Linked DNA regions of Homo sapiens: region 1 is linked to region 2. Evidence: chromatin contacts called from ENCODE Hi-C or POLR2A ChIA-PET data. All regions are on one chromosome and are shown on one strand. The core of a region is the stretch at or near the end of the contact, and the rest is flanking DNA. Distances in the headings are between cores, read along the strand shown. Region 1 overlaps WWC3 (WWC family member 3). Region 2 overlaps PUDP (pseudouridine 5'-phosphatase).

Region 1 (3,145 bases), core at 123-2,622, 3.0 Mb after region 2:
CCCTTGTAAGGCACTTTTTCATCTTGCCATTCAAGGCAATAAATTTGCGAAGACATTTTTCATCAACATAGATCAAAACTCGTGTCGATAAATTCACTGCTAATCATTCAAGTTGAATATTTTCAGATACTTGTTGATGGGAAGTTATTTCAAAAATGTAAAGACTTGGTGGCCATAATATGTGATCTAGTAAGGTCAGATCAACAGATGGAGCTGATTTATTGAAACTGGAGTTGTGTGAATATTTGCAGGAATGAGGAATTAACCAAAATGTACTACAGTTACTTCCTGTACATGTCTTTTTTTGTTTTGTGTAGGATTTTATTGTCATCAATGTAACTGGTACAAAAATATTTAAGTATATCTACTCGTCACAGAGCACCGCATTTAGGCTAACTCTATATTGGTACTCCCCGAGCTCTGGCTTTTTGAGACCTTGCTTGCTTTCCTTTTGCCCTTGGTTCTTTTTTTTTTTTTTTTTTTGAGACGGAGTCTTGCTCTGTCGCCCAGGCTGAAGTGCAGTGGCTCAGTCTCGGCTCACTGCAAGCTCCGCCTCCTGGGTTCATGCCATTCTCCTGCCTCAGCCTCCCGAGTAGCTGCGACTACAGGCGCCTGCCACTACGCCCGACTAATTTTTTGTATTTTTAGTAGAGGCGGGGTTTCACCGTGTTAGCCAGGATGGTCTCGATCTCCTGACCTCGTAATCCGCCCGCCTCAGACTCCCAAAGTGCTGGGATTACAGGCGTGAGCCACCGCGCCTGGCTTGCCCTTGGTTCTTTAACACACCTCGTGGCATCAGAAGGCGTCCACCAGCCCATCCGTCACACAGCTAGTCCAGCTTCCTCAGACCGTGGAGCTTCTGAGTAGAACATCATTATTTTACGTTTACTGAGGAATTAGAGAATGTACTGCACAAAATCGGGTGACTGGTTTTTGCCTTTGTATCAACTTTTACTAAGTAATTTCCTACTTCTTTTAAAACCTAATTTGTGGTTGTTGTTTGGAATTACAGAATAGATAGATATGCTGCTGCTGTAAAAAAAAACAAAAAACCCTACCAGTTTAGGCAAGCAAGAGTCTTCCCTTCCCCCTCCCCCCTCCCCAGCCAGGGGTGGCCGCAAAGGGTTATTCAGTGTTTCCTTCCAGACCTTGCACAGATTGAAAGTGAAAGAGATGAAGAATATTTCTCATTGCTGCCGAAAGTTTAAGTGAAGTTGCTATTTTGGAAATATGTTTTTAATATGCGTTTCCTTTCTTTTTTTCTCTCTTCTGTTCCGGAAAGTTTGTCTTTGATGATAAAACAAGACTTGTAGACCGAGTCAGACTTAATTGGCAATATGAAGAAGCCAGAAAGAGGTAAGAAGCACTTTTTTCCAACCTCGCCTTCTGCTTACTTACTTACTTTCTCCTGTGGAAGGAAGCGTGGCATAGTTCCTGTGTGTGATTGGTCACGTCTCATCGGAGAACAGCGTTTGATAGAATACCAAGTCAAGGATCTTCATTTACGTGTAGCTTAATACATACATATGACAACATTTCAAGTGCATTTAAAATGTGAAATTTGCAATATTACAAACAGTTATACAGACGTGATTCCATAAGAATAGAAACTTTTTTGGCTTTGTCATCCCCGGTGGTTCAGAACCTCTACCCCTCCTTCCCTTCCCTCCTTCCAATAGACGAGCATCAGTTCCAGAGGGTGTCATAAGTGAAACCACTTGATCTTTTATATGTGTGGCTTCTAACTCCATAAGCTAATGGGCAAAGCCATGTATCTTGGTTATAAGACATTCAATAAGCATTAGGTCAACAGGTGAGCAGTACCTAATTGATTTCATTCCATTTATGTTGTCCTGTGTCGTAAACCATTGGCCTCCTGCAAATTGCAGCTTGACCCACTTTGTGCACTTGTGTTTCTCTTTCCTCACTTCCCTCCCTCCCTTCCAGTCTTCATCCTCTGACATGCACAAAGCTGAGAGGCTTCCGAACCCTCGCATGGCATAGTATTTTAGGGCGTCACGTGTCTCCTCAGCTGTGCAGGGCTCCCGTTTTCAATATTCTTCTCCTCTCTGACTTTTGTATTCTCTTTTTAGGGACTTTCTCTAGTTTGTGCCTTCTGGAAAGAGTCTTAAAGCCAAATTATTTCCAAATAAGTGCTTCAGAAGAGTATCAAGCATATCTTTTTTAAAAAGTTACTTGAGTCACAAATGAAATATTGTCATGGGGGGCGGGGAGAGCAGAATAGCAGAATGTCGGGTGGGGTGAGGGAGTTCTTTCTGGAAGCTAAACAGTTAGGCCTGCTCAGCACACTGTACCATTCATGGACGTCTGGAAAGCTACTTTGTTGGCTTTTTAAAAAATGTAAAAATAGCAACAAAAGCACATCATATGATTCAGTGCTCCAGGGCCAACTTAAACGGACATGGGCCTTCTGTTTTCTAGGAGGTTTTCTAACCAGTGCCTCTTGGCTTTTTAGGATGGACTCGTGGTGGGCTTTAAATTTCCCCACAGAACAGTGCCAAGTTCATTTGGCAATACCAGTTGTCTGTGTGGTGATTCTTCATTATCATGCATATTCCTTCTCTGTAGCCTGCAAGAGTTTGTGAGGAGCGATTGTCTCTTCTGAGTATTCGTCTGCTCTTGCCTGTTTCTGGTGAAACTGCGGAGTGTGGGTGCTGGAATTTGCTACACTTAGGAACATGATTGTTACGTGTTTGGTTGTGACATTTACCAAACATAGCAAGTGATTTCTTTGTTTTCTAGAGATGGTGCCAGTATATGGTGAGTAACCTTCTAAATGTTGGGATAATACATTTGGGTGAAAAGTCGAGTATTTAAGAAAATTGTTCAAGGGGCAGGCATGGTACTTCATCAGTTCTTTTGAATAAAATACCATATTATTTCAAGATGGCCAGAACCTTGTTAGGAAACGCACCACAGCTACAGAGGAAGGTCCACCTTCCACTGACAGTAGCGGCATGTCAGAAGTGCCTCTGTGGGCTGTGTTGGAGCATTTAAAAATCAGAGATTTCTTTTAAACTCCACCTGGGTGGGCCTGCACAGGTGCTGCCTGTCCTTTTCCCACTAGCATAGTGGGGCTCCACACAGGGAGCAAGGCCTTCACCCTCCAGGAGACCTCCAGCAG
Region 2 (3,164 bases), core at 266-2,765:
GCCAAGCACAAATTCCTAGCAGTATGAGAAGGGAGAAGACACGGTGATGAGAACATCAAATGATGAGAAGTGCAATCATCTGTTCTTCAACAAATGTTGCAAGTTGTTAACACGCTGTGAGCACTACCGCGCTTTTCCCTACAACCACTAACGTATTTTGTGCTTTATATATACAGGATAGAAACTTCCACAGCACCGTGCTGTCACTGTTTCACCTTTACAAATGAGCCTGCATGTAAATGCTAGTGCTTTCTCGTGTTTAGGAATTTAAAGGACTGAAATGAATAATTAAGCATAAAATTAAGAGTCTCAGTAATATTGCCTCAAATGAGAAGCTTGCTCTAGTGGGCTTAGAAAAAAGTATTTAAGTATTTGATATATCGCTTCCTGTAGCTGTAAGCTATCATTTTTGAACTGTAGAGAAAAAATAATAAATATGATTGCTTAAAATAGAGATCTGTAAAGATAATTGAGTGATCATCTGCAAAGTAAAACTCTTGATTAGCATGTGGCATAATTCACAGGCATTAGCAATTCTATTTAATAGGTATGGGAATTGGTCTAAGAATTTTTTTCTCATCCATATTTAAATTTAAAAAATCACTTAAAAAATGAACTGGTTCAAAAGGTGTTGCTAGACCATACCTATCTGTATGAAAACATATCTGTATTGGGGAAAAATATTGATCCCTAGGATCATAAACCTCTGTAAAGAAAACAGGAGAAAAATTCTTGGAGGCTTGGATTATGTGAAGGTTTTATACATAGAACGCAAAGAGCAAGGGTCGTACGAGAACATATGGATAAAGGGGCTTTCTTCAAAATTAAAAGGCACATACACATAAGAAAGCAAAAGGCAAGCTACAGACTGAGGGAAAATATTTACAATACATACATACACACATGCACACACAGACACCCAAAGGACTCGTATCCAGAATACGTAAGGAACTGAACTTTACAACTCAGTGATGACGCAATCTGCAGTAGAGAGAATAATTGTCCCCCAAAGATGTCCAAGTCCTAATTCCCAGAACCTGTGAATGTTAAATTCCATGGCAACAGGGAATTTGCAAAAGTAATTAAGAATCTTGAGGTGGGGAGGTGACCCTGGATTATCCAGGTGGACTCAATATAATCACAAGGTCCTTATAAGAGGCGGCCAGGAGGGAGAGAGAGAAGGTATGAAGAGGAGCGGTAGTCAGAGCCCAGGAATGGCGGCCACTCTAGGAGCTGGAGAGGCAAGGAAACAGCCAATACCCCACAGCCTCCAGAAAGGAACACAGCCCTGCCAATACCTTGATTTTACCAACTGAGACCAATTCTGGTGTCCAGAACTGTAAGACAATACATTTGTGTTGTTTTAAGCCACTGTTTGTGACAACTGGTTACAGCAGTAATAAAAGGCTAACATAGCAACTCTTTGGGCAGTTTCTTTAAAAGTTAACTATAAATTTACCATACAATCCTCAGGAAGGAATCAGTCCAGTCCTACATGTTTACTCAAGAAAGAAAAGCCTATGTTTACACAAAGACTTAGGCACAGATATTTATGGCAGTTTCATTTGTAACAGCTAAAAACTGGAAAGAAGCCAAGACTGTCAATAGGTCAATGGATATTCAGCCTGTGGTGCAGCCACACAACTGAATAAAAGGCATAAAAACTACTGGTACACACAATGACATGAGTTCCCAAAATTATGCTCAATGAGAGAAGCCAGATTAAAAAAAGAACATATACTGTGTGGTTCTATATACAATTCTAGGAAATCTTTAATTTCAGAAGCAGACCAGTGGTTCCTTTGGCATGGGGTCAGAGAGAGGCAGGGGTTGCAGTGGGCACGTGAAACTTCTGGGAGTTGTGGGAAGATTTGTCATCTGGGTGTGGGAACTGTGTCACGGTAACTGCATGCCAAAACTGGTCACACAGTATACTTTATGTGCAGTTTATTGTACTCCAATTAAACCTCCATAAAGTTGTTTTAAAAAGAAAAACTTATTAGGTTGGGAAAAAATGAACAGTTACAATGTTAATAGAAGTAGCCCTGAATGACAAAAAATACCCACCGACCATCACAACACTCATAAATGACCCCTGGAATCCAATGTGAGGAAATCTTCCTGGGACTTCTCAACTCCCCTTCATAAAATGTGCTTTCTTTATTGATGGAATCCCTGAAGGGGACCCTCTGTTGAGCCTTCTTAGGGAGGAGGGGATGCCCATGTTTTGGGGCTCTTGTCCCCAGTGCCATCCTTTCTGGGGCACTGGTGAGCGCACAAAGTATGGCGCCATTCCTTCCCTGGAGCTTCAGGGTGCCTTCCCTCCACGCCCACACACTGCAGGCTAAAAGCAGGTCCCACTACTGTTTTAACTTTAATTATGGTGGAGGTGGGATTGAAGGGATAATTTAAGAGCAAGGTACCCTAGTTGACAGAAGGTGACAGCCTGTCCCAAACACAGAGAACAAGGAGGCTCCCAGAGAGAAAAGATCCACAGGTAGGTGGCCAAAGGGTACAGGCATATAGGGAGGAGCCTGGGGTCAGTGTGAGGGCTTTCTAACTAGCATGCAGTGTGCCAGGGAACCCCCTGCGACCATAAGGAGGGTGGGTCCCTAGCTTGGGAGAATAAATAACTGTTGATTTGGATTTATAAATTCAGGAGAGCTCTACCATATCTTTAAGTTGAGCTATCCAACAGAGAGAGTCTTAAATCCTGTAGATATTGGGGTTAAAGAATATGTTAGCTGGGGGCTGTGGCTCATGCCTGTAATCCCAGGCACCTGGGAAGCTGTGGCAAGGAGGATTGCTTGAGACCAAGAGTTCGAGACCAGCCTGGACAATACAGCGAGACCCTGTCTCTACAAAAAACATTTAAAAATTAGCTGGGTGTGGTAGCATGTGCCTCTGGTCCCAGCTACTCGGGGAGCTGAGGTAAGAGAATCGGTTGAGCCCAGGAGTTCGAGGCTACAGTCAGCTATGGTTGCACCACTGCACTGCACTCTATCTAGCCTGTGCAACAGAGTAAGACCCTGTCTCAAAAAAAAAAACCCATATATGTGTGTGTGTGTGTGTGTGTGTGTGTGTTTACATTCATTTGCACACAAATCTGATAACCATAATGAAGAGGAAAAAGCCCAGGATACTGAATAATACTGCTATGTACA

What was found. A loop is a pair of places that touch in the nucleus more often than their neighbours do. ChIA-PET counts read pairs that join two places held with the same protein, here RNA polymerase II (POLR2A). Pooled maps may share reads with other maps.
Region 1: a loop to region 2 is called in a pooled map, with 2.2 times the contacts of the local background. The contact joins two enhancer-like sites. A Hi-C loop is called at or near these places in 1 of 37 single-sample maps with no recorded cell type and 1 of 50 pooled maps. POLR2A ChIA-PET finds 5 or more read pairs at or near these places in 1 of 52 experiments (activated T-cell).

Annotation. Positions count from the first base shown.
Region 1 is chrX:10,097,224-10,100,368 of GRCh38, forward strand. It overlaps WWC3 (WWC family member 3), which reads left to right. Exons shown (of 24, transcript NM_015691.5): 9 at 1,283-1,356. Among named protein-coding and RNA genes, the nearest start is that of CLCN4, 58 kb to the right of the region's middle. RefSeq lists an enhancer at 1,161-1,210. Within about 2 kb of position 1,373, at least 12 of the 41 ENCODE cell types and tissues checked have a DNase peak (open chromatin) inside an H3K27ac peak, as active enhancers do.
Region 2 is chrX:7,119,161-7,122,324 of GRCh38, forward strand. All of the region lies in intron 1 of PUDP (pseudouridine 5'-phosphatase), which reads right to left. Among named protein-coding and RNA genes, the nearest start is that of STS, 27 kb to the right of the region's middle. Within about 2 kb of position 1,516, at least 5 of the 41 ENCODE cell types and tissues checked have a DNase peak (open chromatin) inside an H3K27ac peak, as active enhancers do.